2 separate regions of the Homo sapiens genome follow, and region 1 is linked to region 2. A link is a loop called in an ENCODE intact Hi-C map of the cell type or tissue named here. Cell type or tissue: ascending aorta. All regions are shown on one strand.

Region 1 (8,000 bases), 92 kb after region 2:
CATAAGAATGATACAATGGACTTTGGGAACTCAGGAGAAAGAGTGAGATGGGGTGAGGGATAAAAGACTCCACATTGAGTACAGTGTACACTGCTCAGGTGATGGGTACACCAAAATCTCAGCAATCACTACTAAAGAACTTATTTGTGTAATCAAACAATGCCTGTTCCCCAAAAACCTATTGAAATAAAAAAAGAAAACGTGAAAAAAAAGAAAACAAACCACCACGTTTAAAAAAAAATGTAGAAGTGCAAATTGTGTGTCTCTCTTCTCAATGCAGACAATTTATTGAGTATTGGTACCCTTAAATCAGACACGATGGAATAATTATACCACAGAAATAGGCAAATGTTATAAGTCAGGGTTTTGAAGACAATCAGTTAATTATTTACCTGTATGCCATTGGGTGGGGGAACTTACTTTATTTTGGATTATATTCTAATGAATATATGATATTCACACAGAAAAGAACAAGTATATAAATGGAACAGAATATAGGGACCAACAGTAGATATAAATATATGTGAGAAATTAAAATATGACAAGGTTGGTATTGCAATTCAGTTGCAAAAGAATGGCTTATTAAGTATATGATGTTAATGTAACCAGCAATTCTTCAACAAAATCAGAGATACACTCTCAGCTTACATTACACAGAAAATAAGTCCTAGTTAGACTAATCACTGATACAAAATGAAATGATAAAAATTTTAAAAGAAAATTTGTATGGTACTTGTAGGTGATTTGGTTGAAAGAGTAAAGAAATTATGGAAGAAAAATTTTTTCCAATCCCCAATTTTAGAATGTATACGGCGAAAGTCAGCTAAGAAAACTTAAAAAAAGTAGAAAAAGTACTTGTAACAAACATTTATTTTCCCTAGCATAAATTTTTCCTAGAAATTTATAATTAAAAAATAAAGGCCAGGGGCAGTGGTTCACACTTGTAATTCTACCACTTTGGGAGGTTGAGGCAGGAGGATCCCTTGAGTTCAGGAGTTCCGGACCAGCTTGGGCGACATAGCAAGACCCCATCTCTAAAAAGAAAACAGACAAACAAACAAAAAACAATACTAGAGTAAAAAGAAAACATAAATAGGTATGACAAAAGAAAAACTACAAACACCTAGTAAAATTATGAAAATGTACATAATTCAAATGTAGTCCGAGAAATGAAATGAAGGCAACTGTTGAATATTATTTTTACCATTCAACCAAAATTAAAGGAACATGTAAGATCAAGGCTAGTGAAATGTAGGGAAACTAACTTCTGCAAGTATTATAGCATTAAATTTCTCCAGCTTTTTTTTAGAAAGCAATTTGGCAATAGTTACTAAAAGTAAGAAAACACAACAGCACACATGCACATTTTTAGGAGACAATTTTCTATGGGTCTACCATACTTCTGTACTTCTTGAAAACAGAGACACTGATTGCCTTTGTTCCAAACTATATTTTCAAAAATACTTGTATCGTGAAGAACCTTGGAAGACAGAGCTGGTGTCTCCATCTGGAGCAAAAAGCAGGTGCGTTTACTGCTAATTATGAGAGAGATTCACGTTTCTTTTACTTTTCTTTCTTATTTATTTATTTATTTTACTTATTTTTTTGAGACAGAGTCTTGCTGTCACCCAGGATGGAGTGCAATAACCCAATCCCTTCTCACTGCAACCACCGCCACCTGGTTCAAGCAATTCTCCTGCCTCAGCCTCCTGAGTAGCTGGGATTACAGGTGTGCACCACCACACCTGACTAATTTTTGTATTTTTAGTAGAGACGGGGTTTCCTCATGTTGATCAGGCTAGTCTCGAACTTTTGACCTTGTGATCCATCAGCCTTGGCCTCCCAAAGTGCTGGGATTACAGGCATGAGCCACCATGCCTGGTCTCAAGTTTCTTAAGTTTAGTTTCTTCTGTTGTAATCAAACCCACTGTGACTGCCTGGTCCTTTCTATATCACACTACGGGAATTGCAACTTGAGGAACTGGTGGAAATGCTACTGCTATAAGTAATAAACCATTGTTTTTCTCTCACCCTTGGATCGCATGTCATCTGCCAACATTCATGAAATTGTCGCAGGGTACCTTGTTAGCTTGCAGGAAGGAAGAAAATCTGAATTTTCACAGTTCTTTACACTTTTGGCCCAGCAAACATGTTTTTTTTAGAATCTATGCTATGGAAATAAAAATAATAAGACATAAAAATATAATAATAAGAAAACAATGGTCAAATAACTAGAAACAATCTGGATGTGCATCCATATTGAAATGAAACCATTTGTACTCTACTTATCTTATTAAATATTATGAAGCATAACAAATGAAGTTGAATTTATATCTTTTGAAATTTAGCGTAACTATTCACATAAGAAAAACTAATTGTAAAAACAAGCTGGGATCAATGTGTTTGATTCCATTTTTTGTAAATTAAAACAAAATGAAACTGATCTAAGTGTTTGAACATGGAAAGAGGTCTAGAATTTCTCATCCTTGATTACTTGAAGGGAAAGCCCTTTCTAAATTCTACCAATTATTTTCTATGAACGTTTCAATTTTCTGGCTGCAAGTAGCTTGCCTTGGGAGTTCTGACTGGGATTCCCCAAACCAAGACCACGTCCATAAGGCTGTTTGCATTAGGTGGAGCCAGGTGGAAGCTTTGTACCAGCTAAGACAATAGGTCTGGCATCTTTGTAAGAAATTTGGTGTCCACTTAAGAGTCAAATGCCTGGCATTTCCAAGGAAGCTTAAAACATTTTCTCAATTGAGTTAACTGGGATAACATTGCACAAATTTGGTTTTCTGCCTGGAACATCCAGGACCAAACCATGCATTCCCCTAAACTGAAATTCCAACTTTAATGTGGTCTCCACACACGCCCTTTTATTGTCTGGTGGTGGCCCAAAACCATCCCTGCTCATGCGGGGCCCAGATTTTCCCTTTCTTCCTTTCTTCAGAATTTAGGAAGACTTGGTGCAAATACATAAGCAGCTCAGATTGAGGCTGGTAATTTAAATCTGAAATCCAGCTGGGTATGACACCTTGGCTTTAAATCTTGGCTTCAAACCTTGGCTTTAACTCCCATTACCACCATCAAATATAACACTTGGAAATGCTGACCTGGGTGACTCAACCCCACTGTTGAAAGGGAAACGTCCTGGAAAGCAAGAGTAATTTCAAAATCATACAATAATGGGAACACTTGGTCCTCAACAGGCCTTAAAACCTCCCTGAATTTCCTTTTCCGTCCACCTGACTCACCCCAAAGCTGCTCCCATGCCCATCATTCTCCAGGCCACAATTTTTCTGTAACCTTTGTGAATCTCACATTTTCCTCATACCCTCTTGCCTTCCTCCAATTCTTTCTCACAAAAGCCAAAACACCAGGTCTAATAAGAAAGGTCCTCCATAAAGCAGAGTGGGTAGAAAAGAGAACCAAATGGGACAACTTAGAAGATCCTGTATGAGGGTAGGGCAAAGGAAGGCTGGGAGCGCTTGTAAGTTAATGATTTTTATACTGACATAGGGACAATTTAATATTCATCTTTTTAATATTAAACAGAGAGTATAATTATATGATCAATCTTAAAGTCTGTGGATCTGAAGCCACTGGCAAGTTCCTAGGTCATCCAAACATCTGTATCTATTGCTCAGGTAGACTACAGACAAAGCTTTTATATTCCTGAACAAGAGAAACTGTTTCTCTTAAGCAGCGAGCCATAGGTATTCATTACCCTTATTCCTCCATTAATACTTGTGTGATGAACAGATTCTGGAACTTCAGTTTCCATTGACACAAGGTAGCTATTGACAGAAGTGCTTAGAATAAATTACTTTACATTCAATATAAAATCAATAGATATAATGGGATAGCCTTAGAAAACTCACAAAAGTGGTGCATTCTGGGTTTTTTTTCTTCCATATATACTTTTTTGGGAAGAAAGATAAGTGGACTATTTTTAACTTCAGAAATAAACTCCAATTATCATAATCAGATGACCAAGTAATGGAAACTGCTAAGTCCCTTCTCAGTCTTGCAGTTCGACACTCAATAAGAGATTGCAAAGTGCTGAAAGTTTCATTAGAGTCAGTCAATGCACATCAATGAGGCTTCCACCCAAAGAAAGAGGACTCTGAAAGCAACCAGCTATACAGTGAAGGCAGCCATGGATAATTCACAGAACTTTGATGTTGTTTATAAACAAAAACTAGAAACGGTGTCACAGTAGTTTTCTACTTACAGAAAGATAAATCAACAGATGAGAGCAGCAGGAAAACCAACAGAGTGGGTCAGATGGAGACATCCTGTAACGTAAAAGATAAAGATTATAGCAGAGAAGGGATATCCTGTAGAAAACATTTAGAAGATGGCCTTTTTTCTATCAACTAAATTCAGAAAAATATAAACTATGTGGCATGAGAAACAAAAGACAAGATAAAACAAAAAGATGAAAGAGGAGCTAAGAGGCATATACAAAATTAACAGAAAAGTGAGTGAAGTGAAAAAGATGTGTTTAAATTAATACACTTACAGAGTTTCCATATACACCTTGTCATGCACGGAATTGTGTGACCCCAAAGTTCATATGTTGAGGCTCTAACCTCAGATATGACTGTATTTAGGGATAGTGTCTTGAAGGAGGTAATAAAGGCCCCCTTGAATGAGGTCATAGGGTGGATCCTAATCCAAAAGACTGGTGTCCTTGTAAGAATAGGAAGAGATACCAGGAGTGAGCACACACAGAAGAGAGGCCATGGGAGGACACAGAGAGAAGGTGGTGTCTACAAGCCGAGGAGAGAGGCTGCACCAGAAACCAACCCTGCCAGCAGTTTGATCTTGGACTTCAGCCTCCAGAACTGTGAGAAAATAAACTTCTGTTGTTTAGGTCCCCCCAGCATTTTAATACGATACAGCCCTAGTAGACCAATACACACCTCAAGCAGTGACAGGCAGAACTGAAACTGGAGAAAGTTAAAAGACTAATATGGAGTCTGGGTGTGGTGGCTCATGCCTGTAATCCCAGCACTTTGGGAGGCCGAGGTGGGCGGATCACCTGAGGTCAGGAGTTCAAGATCAGCCTGGCCAACACGGTGAAACCCCGTCTCTACTAAAAATACAAAAATTAGCTGAGCGTTGTGGCACATGCCTGTAGTCCCAGCTACTTGGGAGGCTGAGGCAGAAGAATTGCTTGAATCCAGGAGGTGGAGGTTGCAGTGAGCAGAGATTGCACCACTGTACTCCAGCCTAGGCAACAGAGCAGGATTCTGCCTGGAAAAAAAAAAAAATAGACTATACTGAAGAATCATAACTTCAGAATCTTTTTCAGAATGTGGAGAAAAATAAAAACCAATTGACAGAAGGGAGCAGGGAGATGTAAGACTTGGGAGACAGAGAATAGGGATTCAACTTATAGGTATTGGGTATATTTTTTATAGGAAAAATATAACAAAAAAATTTTAAAGGACTTAAAGGATTCGTTTAAACCACAAATATTACAAATAAAAATGGATCCTTATAAGCAAACATATTTAATTATAAGAGACCAATACTTTCATGTAGCCTGATAGTATTATACAATTTCAAGATTAAGAAAAGAATCTTGTGGTTCCCAAACTGTGTGCCAAGATGTCTGGGGGTATTACCATAAACTGACACAATGGGATATTTTCAGTTTTTGAGAGAAACAGAGGAATACAGGACATCTTTTGTATATGTGTAAATTAGCTTAAGGTAGTTCATAAATTTGATTGTACTTCATTTCTTTCTATGATGTCACGTTTTTGCGAAACTGGATTTTTGATGGGTGTTTTGATAAAAAAGCACATCCTATATGAAAATCGATGTGTAACAAGAAATGAGGCTGGAGGTGTTCAATCTGATTTCAAGATTTGAGAAGTTATGGCTGTGATCAGTAGGCACATATGCTTTCATTAATGTGTAATTGTGGTTATTGAATAGTTTAAGCGTGGTTATTAAGTAATATTAAATTATTTAAGGGTGCCACGAACCGAGGAAGTTTGGGAACCTCCAATTAAGCAGAAGGGCATTTGAGCAGGAAAAAAAAGAGAATACAAAATATTTCTTATAAAAATAATAAAACTTAGCTTGTCTTAGTCTTATCCCACAAAAGTAAACCCCAGATGGCTAAAGAAGTTTCTATTAATATATAGGCAAATTAATCTCATTTTTTTTCAGTTTTTTTTTTGGTGAGAGCATGTTCATGGTATACATTTTCTTAGTTCTGAATGTCTGCTATTACCTTTTCGATAAAAAGAATTACTGAAAGATATTAAAAGAAGAGGTGTTTAAACTAAACAAGAAATACATCAAAATTACTAAGCTGTAGGTGAGATTATAATATAAATTTATCTAAGGCATTTATATATATATATATATATATATATATATATATATATATATATATGGTTTCAAATCCATTTAAAGGACAAATAAGCTATTTAAAAAGAAGACAAAACGTTTAAAATACCTTTTTCTTTTGAGACAGGGCGGAGTGCAGTTTTATGATTTCACCTCACTGCAACCTCCGCTTCTGCCTCCCGGGCTCAAGCAATGGTCCTTCCACCTCAGCCTTCTGTGTAGCTGGGACTACAGGCATGTGCCATACACCACCATCCTGGGATAAATTTTGTCTTTTTTGTAGAGACGGAGTTTTGATATGTTGCCCAGGCTGGTCTCGTACTCCTGAGATCAAGGGAATCGCTCACCTTGGCCTCTCAAAGTGCTGGGATTACAGGTGTGAGGCACCGTGCCTAGACTTAAAATACATTTTAATAATAAAAATGTATGTCTACAACACTACTTTTTCAGATGATGTATGCTAATATGATCAACACAAATATTTTATCTGTTAAATTTCAATTAAAATCTCTTTTTTCATGCTTTCTTGAGAGAATACCATGTGCCAAGTAAGTACTTATGAGGTGTTGGACCAATTTCCTAATGTGTAAAGATTTCTTATGACATTTTATTTACTCTCTAGGTTATTTAGAGAATAAATGTTTAGAAGTTATAAAAGAGTAATTTTTAATCCTGTTTATATATGATGATAAATTGAAAGGAAAAGAACCCAAGAGAATGTGATTTTATTTGATTTTTGAGATTTCAAAACATAATATGTAGGAAAATATGTAGTAAAACATCTGACTTTCATACTTTTTATGTTGAGTTTAGTAATAGAAATTTATGAAATAAAAATATTAAGAAAAGTACAAGCAAAAATTAATATTCTTCCTAGCTAATTTAAAATGCTGGACATTTTTATAATATGCATTTTAATGATTTCATAAATAGCAAATTGTAACAAGTTAGGCATATGCACTTGGCTTTTATTTATATATTACTCACTTATCAAACTATTTTTTTAGATTTCTAGGATGTTATTGAGGTAGGAGAATGGGGTCTGGAGACAGGGAGCCTAAGGCAAACCTGCAGCTGACTTCTTGGAATTGGACTGAGAGGAAAACCCTACCTCTCGATGCCCAAGTGACAAGAGGTCAGAGGCCCTTCCCTCTACAAAACCCCTTCCCCCCATGTCAGAAACAGGAAATGCCTCTGATTGGTCTGGGCCAAGCCTTCACTTCAGCCTCTGATCGGTCATGGACCAAGCCTTTATTTGCATAGGGTGTAACCAATTGGAGGCCTCTAAAAGGTACCTAAGGGTGTTACCAAATTATTTTAGTCTAATAAAAACCCCAAAGAACAGTGCAATCAGGGCCCTTGAACTGCTTGCTGTAGCCCATTCCCACTCTGTAGAGTGTACTTTTGCTTCAATAAATCTGTGCTTTCCTTGCTTCGCTCTTTGTTGCTTTGTTTGTGCATTTTGTTTAATTTTTCGTTCAACAAGCCAAGAACCTGAACAACTCGCAGCCAGGACTTTCCATCTATCTTTCAACCAACGTTATCTATCTTTCAACCAAAAAAGTACCATGAGCTAAAATAAATTAGTCCTAAATACACAGATTTGTTTTAAATTCAACAACATAAAT
Region 2 (8,000 bases):
CTTAAAACAATGGTACGTTTATATAAAGCAAATAAACTTGTGGTAAACCATGCTGTGTTTTCAATAGCAGTTCTTTAGGTATTGAGATAATTATAAGCACTCAGTACATGCCAAGCACTATGTTCAGTACTTTATATACATTGCATTGTATTTATGCTTGCATCCTGCCTTCATCCCTCTTGTATGTCTGAGGAAACTGAGGCTCAGGACAGATTAGTAACTTGCCTACAGCAATAAAGTTTTTAAAGGGAGGAGCCACAATACAAGCTAAAGCCAGCTTGACCCAAAATTCATGCTCTTCACATCCATATCTGCCTATAGGTAATTTTGTATCGTAGGGGATCTAAGATAAGCAAATATAGAGCTTTTATAATTGGGAAACAAATCAGTAATATAAATGTTGTATTAAACACATATATATTCCCAAAACGACAATTCTGAAAATTGCTTCCTCCAAAGATGTAGGACCATAAACACGAGTTTTAGGAGCCCAACTAGTGTACTTGGTAAACAGTGTAAGTGCTGATTTTAAAAATGCAATTCTTACCTTGGAAGACTTTTGCGAGCCATGTCGACCCTGCAAAATTTATTAATTTAGGAAAAATTATTTTACACCTGCCTTTGCCACATACTGTGCCAGGTGCTGGCACAATAGCAGGAATGATCGTCTAAATGAATTTCTTTGGAAGTTAGGAAAGTGTCTTTTTTTCAGAGATAAGTGTGGGTAGGGAGAGAAGGAAGGTGGGAGTATCCATCAATCTCACACTGAAAGTCTTGGCTACCTATTGGCTACCTATAGCAAAGGATTATTTTAAGGTTTTCCATAAAAATATATTTGTCTGAGGACCCTTGACACTCCCTTGGAAATGTCATATAATTTTACGCCTCCACAATGCATTCACACTTACACTCTAACTATACCAATCAGGTGAAATAAAATGCTTTTAACATCACATAGCATTATTCTCAACCTCTGGGTATATAGCGGTCCTTCGATTTGCCCTCTTTGGTAGTGCAGTATTCTCAGTGTTAAGTAAGCAGAGTTGGAGAGTATCAGAAACAGGATTCTCAGCAGAAATGTGGTTGAATGGACTCCCAGCCCTCTTGGCATCGTACCTCATCATCCATGCCTACCTTCCTTTTCCAGGAAAGCCCATGTATTTTAGCAAACGGACTTCTGACACAAAGGCCATTATCTCTACGGCTTTAGATTAAAAGGTAAAATCTTTCTTAGACTTTACTCTGCAAGTCAACCAGAATTTTGATCAATTCAGATTTAAAATTTTCACTTTTACTTGGCTGTTACAGTAAGATCAAACGGGTAAGAATATATATTTCTCCTTTTCTTCAAAGACCGTGGCCCTCGTGGTAGGAAATGTTAAGGAAGGTTTATTATTATTATTATTTATTATTATGCAAAAGTATAAAATGGTCACAGGAATAAGGAACTTAGACCTTAAACATGATGAATTCAAATAAATAAGTACCTCAGAGGAAGAGCCCTACAACCAAAGAGATACCTATTTGAGAAGGAAATGCTGTTTGCCTTAGAATGAACAGGATAGTAAATTAACTCTCCTTGTTAATTCCCTTCCGTGGGGACTAAACGCCAAGGAGTAGTTGCGGAACTATAGCAAAAAGGGTCGAAATCAATCAGCATAACAGACACCTTATGTTATTTGTTCTGTAAATTCGACGGTTTTCTTAATCGTTCAGACTAATTTCAGGAGGAAGGATGAGTGCCCCTGGCTCTGAGATCACGTGTCATTGCCATGGAGATTTATCTTATTTAATAAGTAATACCACTCAATCTTTTTGTAATAACGAACACTTCTTTTCTTGTTACCTCAAACTAAATAAACTACTCTCCTATGGTGGCTCTAAGTGCGGGTTTCAAAAGACTATAAAAACTAGTGAATAAATCCAGTCTCCCATGAGTGTGCTAATTACTGTTTTAGTTCATGTTAACAGAAGAAATGGCTTAACAACAGTAACAACTGGAGGAGGTCAAACTTCTCATTCATTTGTATTAAATCACCCTTCCATTAGATAGGAGTGCTATAATGCATATTTCTTGGATAATACTCTCACTACAGAAGACTTCGGAAACAAGTACAATGTACTTTAAATGTTTCACGGTTTGCAAATTATTTCGTACACGCAGCGTCTGGCAGTTGTGAATCGAGGAGGAAAGCATTATTTTCCACTACACTAATAAAAATCAATTCTCACGTCTTCAATTAAATGATTTTCAGAAGGGTTCATCACCCGGAAAACCAGTATGTATGAACGCCGGAAATGCAGATGGCACCCAGCCTCAGAACTGCTTATTCTAGATGGGAACCAAACTAAGATTTCTCTTTATTATTTGTGAAAGCCATCCCACGCTGGAGAGAATCTCGCCGTAAAACAATTTAAGAAAAGAAAGAAATAACTCTGAAGAGTGTGAAGTTCTCCAGACAAATCTTATAGTGAATCTTTTGAAAGAAGCATTTATGGAAAGGTCAGGGGAGGTCAGGAGAGTTATGCCAGGAGCCAGGGTCAATCGTCCCCGGGCGACAGGGGTTCTCCCACGTGAACCGACGTCCCGGGCTCCGGGCGAGGCGCAGGGCTCAGGGCGCAGGGCGGGTCCCGTACGCAGGGCGGGCGCGCGGGCATCTTTGTGGCCAGGCGACCCCGGCTCGCTCTCCCGGAGCCCAGGGACTCCCGAGGCTGGCGCGGGCTGCCCGCGACAAGGTGCCAGCAGCCTCGGGCTCGCGAGGAGCAGCTCCCACCCGCGGCTTCCGAGTCCAGCTCTGTCCCTCCGCCATCCCCTAGTCCTCCGGCATTTATTCAGGGAGACAGGGAGGCAGAGAGAAGAGGAGAAAGCGGCCGTGTCTGCACCCAGCCTCTGCCGCAGCACTCGATGAGGGACAGCAGGGAGGCTGGCGGGGAGGCAGAGATTAAACTATGATTCCATCGATCACGGAAAGACCACCATCACCTACAGCAAAGGAGGCTCCGATGCGCCCACCCGGGCAGCGACTCGCGGTTGGTGGGCGTTCCTCGTCCTCGCCCCCTCGGTGGCTGTGGAATCCACCCCGCGCCGCACACGCCAGGACTCCCTTTCCTTTGACTAAGGGGAGGGGAAGGAACAAAAGAGACCCCCCACCCCCTATACATACATACACATACACACACACACACACACACACACACCCCTCCGGTATTTTACTGCTGGTCAAAGGATTCATTTTCGCAACCTCTTCTTCGAACACCTTCCCCACCTGAGCAGTGCATTTTCCCAAAGGTAAAGAGAGATAAGGGAGGAAACACAGCACCCAAGGTGATCAGTCGATTGGACACTGTTGATGGCACATTCTCCTCGTTCCCAACCAACCGCACAAAACCCGCAACACCTCGCGTCCCCGCGGGGTCTCCCGCGCCCCTGGCCCGGCCCTCCCGGCCGCCCCCAGCAGGCGCCCCGCTCTCCGCGGGAACTCTGGGACCTGGCCGAGCGTTCCCCGGCGGGCAGGACACTCGCCCGGTTCCCTGCAGCAGCTGAGGGCGGCGAGCGGACCGCGTCCAGGCAGCGACGCGGGATTCAACTTCCCGGACCCGCGGCGCGGCCCCCGCTCCCGCTCAGGGCGCCGCGGCCACAGCTGAGACCCCAGCGCCGCGCAGCCGCCCCCGCCGGGGCATGGGCGGTCGCGCTCTCCGCCCCCTCCTTCCTTCACCTCCCCCCTACCTTGAAAAAAATCCATCCATTGGTGCAAAGCAGACATTTTGATGTCATTTACTTAGCACCGCTTGTTTTGGAGGCAGCGTCTTACCCGGTCGCCTGGAGGTGTGGGCAGCGCGCCGATGGGTCCGGGGGAGCGGGGCTGGGCGGCTCGGTCCTCTAGCGGAGCCGGTTTGCTGCCATCCGCCCAACTTCAGCACCCAGCGGGCGAGGAGAGAGGGAGAGCGGCGAGGATGCAGAGGAGGGGGAGGGGGAGGAGGGAGCGGTGGGCGGGGAGGGAGCGAGAGCCGCTCGGCAGCGCGCATGCGCCTCGCGGGCCGGCGCAGCCCCTCGCCCGGCGCGGCCGGAGGGGCAGCTTCCCAGCCCCTGCGCGCGGCCGCGAGAGTCCCGGCCCCGCCCCCTCCCCGGGCGGCCCCCGGCCCCGCCCGACCTCGCGCGCTCGCCTGGGCGCGGCGCCCACCGTGCGGAGGGGCTCGGCCGGGACTCTCGGCTTCGGTGACGCCCGTCCGGAGCTTCGCGGGAGGCCCGGAGTCCCGAGAGCTTCCCTGGGTGACAGCGGCTCTCCGCCCGGGCCCCTGCAACTCCACTCGCCCGTAGCCCGCGCGCTGCTGTCCTGGGCTGCGCGGGAGCCTTGCACCCAGGAGCCGGCCTGCCAGGCACAGCAGCCTGCCTGCTCCGGGTCCCGGAGGAAGCATTCCCTGCGTGGGGGTTCAAGGAAGTGTGAAGTTAAGCAAGTTTTGCTTCCCGAAGGACTTTATGAAGCGTCCTTTACTTTATTGACTTCCTCGCCCAGAAAGAGGACCTTTTCTCCTAAGAATCAGTGCAGGTGCTCTCTGGCCTAGCCCATGCCAGCTGCCTCAGGCGCCCGGACCACTCGCTGGAGCAGAGTTTTGAGTGAGAAAAGCCGATGACAAGGCAAGAGTGGAGAATTATTAACGGAGGTGCTGATGCTTGGGGCCTAGAGCATCCTTAGGGGACAGCTTGGTAGTTACCAGGTCTGATAATCGTTCTGTGCCCAAGTGGAGCCCAGCTTGGTAGGGAAGGAGCTTGGGATACTTAATGCAACCCGAGCGCTAGATTGCATCTCCAATGATTAGACTAAAGTGTTTGTGCGGAGGAAGTGGAGAAGCAGTGTCTTGCTCTTCAGATACCACATCTGTGGGAAGAGGAGGGAGTTCCTGCAGGAGTGAATGGGCTTTTTTTTCTTACACCTAATTAAAACAGATTACTTGTAAATCTGTGTGAGTTCCCCTTCCTTGTGTGTTCATGTAAGCAAGCGTTGTGTTATTTCAGCCTACTGAACTCTCCTGTGCCTCCATCCTCATAGACTCACGGGTACTTGGGTTAAATATGTCTCAGGGCCTCCTCCAGGGCCTCCCATGGCTTTGAGTACTAGTGCTCTTCAAAGTGTCTTCATTTTTGTTGGATTTCACAGAAGTATTTGTCTTTGTCTTCCAGGCTGCTATAACAAAATACCATAGACTGGATGGCTTATAAACAACAGAAACTGATTTCTTACAGTTCTGGAGACTGGGAAGTCCAAGATCAAGATGTAGGCAGATACCTTATTTGGTGAGGGCCCAATTCCGAGCTCATGAACTGCTGACTCCTTGCTGTGTCTTCACGTGGTGGAAGTGAGCAAGGGAGCTCTCTGGGGTCTCTTTTATAAGGACACTAGTCCCATTCATGAGGGCTCCACCCTCATGACCTAACCACCTTCCAAGGGTTCCACCTCTTTATATCATCATCTTGAGGGTTAGAATGCGAACATACGAATTTTGGAGAGACAAACACGGCTAGTCCACTGCAGTATTGATTCGCGGTGGATAAAGATAAAAGTTCTTCACCAAAAATGATTTGAGCAGCGTTGAATCCTATATAACTTTCAGATTTATGTCTTCAGTCCTGTCCTGGCCTCACACAGAACTCTTATGTCCTTCACTACCTTTACATCTCCACTTGAGGAATAATTGTCGTAGCTGGTATTTATTGAACAATTACTACATGCTAGGTACAGATCTAAATTCTCCTCATATTTCGTATTCGTTGTTCACAACAACCCTACAAGGTAGATACTATTATTATCATGGTTAACAGGCATCTCAGAAGCGGAACTCCGGATATCCACCCCCTCCAAACCTGTTCCTCCTCAAATTGTTCTACTCTGTTGTTCATTCCAAAAATTTAGAAGTCATCCTCGTTTTGTTGCTTTCTTTCATCCCCGCACTCAATTAATTAGTCATGTTTTCTTCACCTCCAAAATATATTTCCAAGGTATCTACTTTGCTCCCTCTCTACTGCCATAACCTTAGTCCAAGCTATTGTCATCTCTCACCTGGGCAACCACAAAAGCCCCTATTCTGTCTGCTCATTTCTATCCTCCACAACCCCGAACAACACCCTCCTAATGAGAGGTGACAGCGTGCCGGCAGTCCTCACAGCCCTCGCTCGCTCTGGGCGCCTCCTCTGCCTGGACTCCCGCTTTGGCGGCACTTGAGGAGCCCTTCAGCCCACCGCTGCACTGTGGGAGCCCCTTTCTGGGCTGGCCAAGGCCAGAGCCGGCTCCCTCAGCTTGCAAGGAGGTGTGGAGGGGGAGGCGCGAGCGGGAACCGGGGCTGCGCGCGGCGCTTGCGGGCCAGCTGGAGTTCCGGGTGGGCGTGGGCTTGGCGGGCCCCGCACTCGGAGCAGCCGGCAGGCCCTGCCGACCCCGGGCAATGAGGGGTTTAGCACCCGGGCCAGCGGCTGCGGAGGGTGTACTGGGTCACCCAGCAGTGCCAGCCCACCGGCGCTGCGCTCGATTTCTCACCGGGCCTTAGCTGCCTTCCCGCGGGGCAGGGCTCGGGATCTGCAGCCTGCCATGCCTGAGCCTCCCACCCCCTCCATGGGCTCCCCTGCGGCCGGAGCCTCCCCGACGAGCGCCACCCCCTGCTCCACGGCACCCAGTCCCATCGACCACCCAGGGGTTGAGGAGTGTAGGCGCAGGGCGCGGGACTGGCAGGCAGCTCCACCTGCAGCCCCAGTACGGGATCCACTGGGTGAAGCCAGCTGGGCTCCTGAGTCTGCTGGGGACGTGGAGAACCTTTATGTCTAGCTCAGGGATTGTAATACACCAATCGGCGCTCTGTATCTAGCTCAAGGTTTGTAAACACACCAATCAGCACCCTGTGTCTAGCTCAGGGTTTGTGAATGCACCAATTGACACTCTGTATCTAGCTACTCTGGTGGGGCCTTGGAGAACCTTTGTGTCTAGCTAAGGGATTGTAAACGCACCAATCAGCGCCCTGTCAAAACAGACCACTCGGCTCTACCAATCAGCAGGATGAGGGTGGGGCCAGATAAGAGGAGAAAAGCAGGCTGCTGGAGCCAGCAGTGGTAATCCACTCCGGTCTGCTTCCACACTGTGGAAGCTTTGTTCTTTTGCTCTTTGCAATAAATCTTGCTACTTGCTCACTCTTTGGGTCCACGCTGATTTTATGAGCTGTAACACTCACCGCGAAGGTCTGCAGCTTCACTCCTGAAACCAGCGAGACCACGAGCCCACCCGGAGGAACGAACAACTCCAGACGCGCTGACTTAAGAGCTGTAACACTCACCGCGAAGGTCTGCAGCTTCACTCCTGAGCCAGCAAGACCACGAACCCCCCAGAAGGAAGAAACTCCGAACACATCCGAACATCAGAAGGAACAAACTCCAGACGCGCTACCTTAAGAGCTGTAACACTCACCGTGAGGGTCCGTGGCTTCATTCTTGAAGTCAGTGAGACCAAGAACCCACCAATTCCGGACACACTAAGAGCTGAAGGATCTTTTAAAAACAATCAGAGGCCGGGCGCGGTGGCTCACGCCTGTAATCCCAGTACTTTGGGAGGCCAAGGCAGGTGGATCACGAGGTCAGGAGATCGAGACCATCCTGGCTAATACAGTGAAACCCTGTCTCTACTCATACAAAAAATTAGGCGGGCATGGTGGCGGGCGCCTATAGTCGCAGCTACTCGGGAGGTTGAGGCAGGAACATGGCGTGAACCCGGGAGGCGGAGTTTGCAGTGAGCCGAGATGGCGCCACGGCACTCCAGCCTGGGCGACTGAGTGAGACTCTGTCTCAAAAAATATAAAAATAAAAAATAAATAAAAACAATCAGGTTGTGTCATACCCTTTCTTAACACGCTCAAATGAGTTTTTTTTTTCATTGCACTTCAAACACAATTTGTAATTCTTAAGACAGCCTGGAAGGTTCTATATAGTATTGTCCCTAACTAGTTATCTTATACCACGCTTCTGT

What was found. Hi-C counts contacts between places; a loop is a spot of excess contacts. Peaks named below come from ENCODE experiments on the same cell type or tissue, not always from the same donor. Only the 100,000 strongest peaks of a DNase experiment are listed, where the experiment ranks them.
Region 1: a loop joins it to region 2, with 2.7 times the contacts of the local background. A loop is called at or near these places in 2 of 110 quality-filtered maps.

What each region holds. Positions count from the first base shown.
Region 1 is chr6:153,219,251-153,227,250 of GRCh38, forward strand. No RefSeq gene overlaps it. Among named protein-coding and RNA genes, the nearest start is that of RGS17, 92 kb to the left of the region's middle. In ascending aorta, no CTCF peak of the experiment used is centred here; no DNase peak of the experiment used is centred here; H3K27ac peaks cover 1,614 bases.
Region 2 is chr6:153,127,312-153,135,311 of GRCh38, forward strand. It overlaps RGS17 (regulator of G protein signaling 17), which reads right to left and starts at 3,971. Exons shown (of 5, transcript NM_012419.5): 1 at 3,813-3,971. RefSeq lists a silencer at 3,853-3,902. In ascending aorta, no CTCF peak of the experiment used is centred here; DNase peaks (open chromatin) are centred at 2,863, 3,890 and 4,229; H3K4me3 peaks cover 3,265 bases; H3K27ac peaks cover 1,924 bases.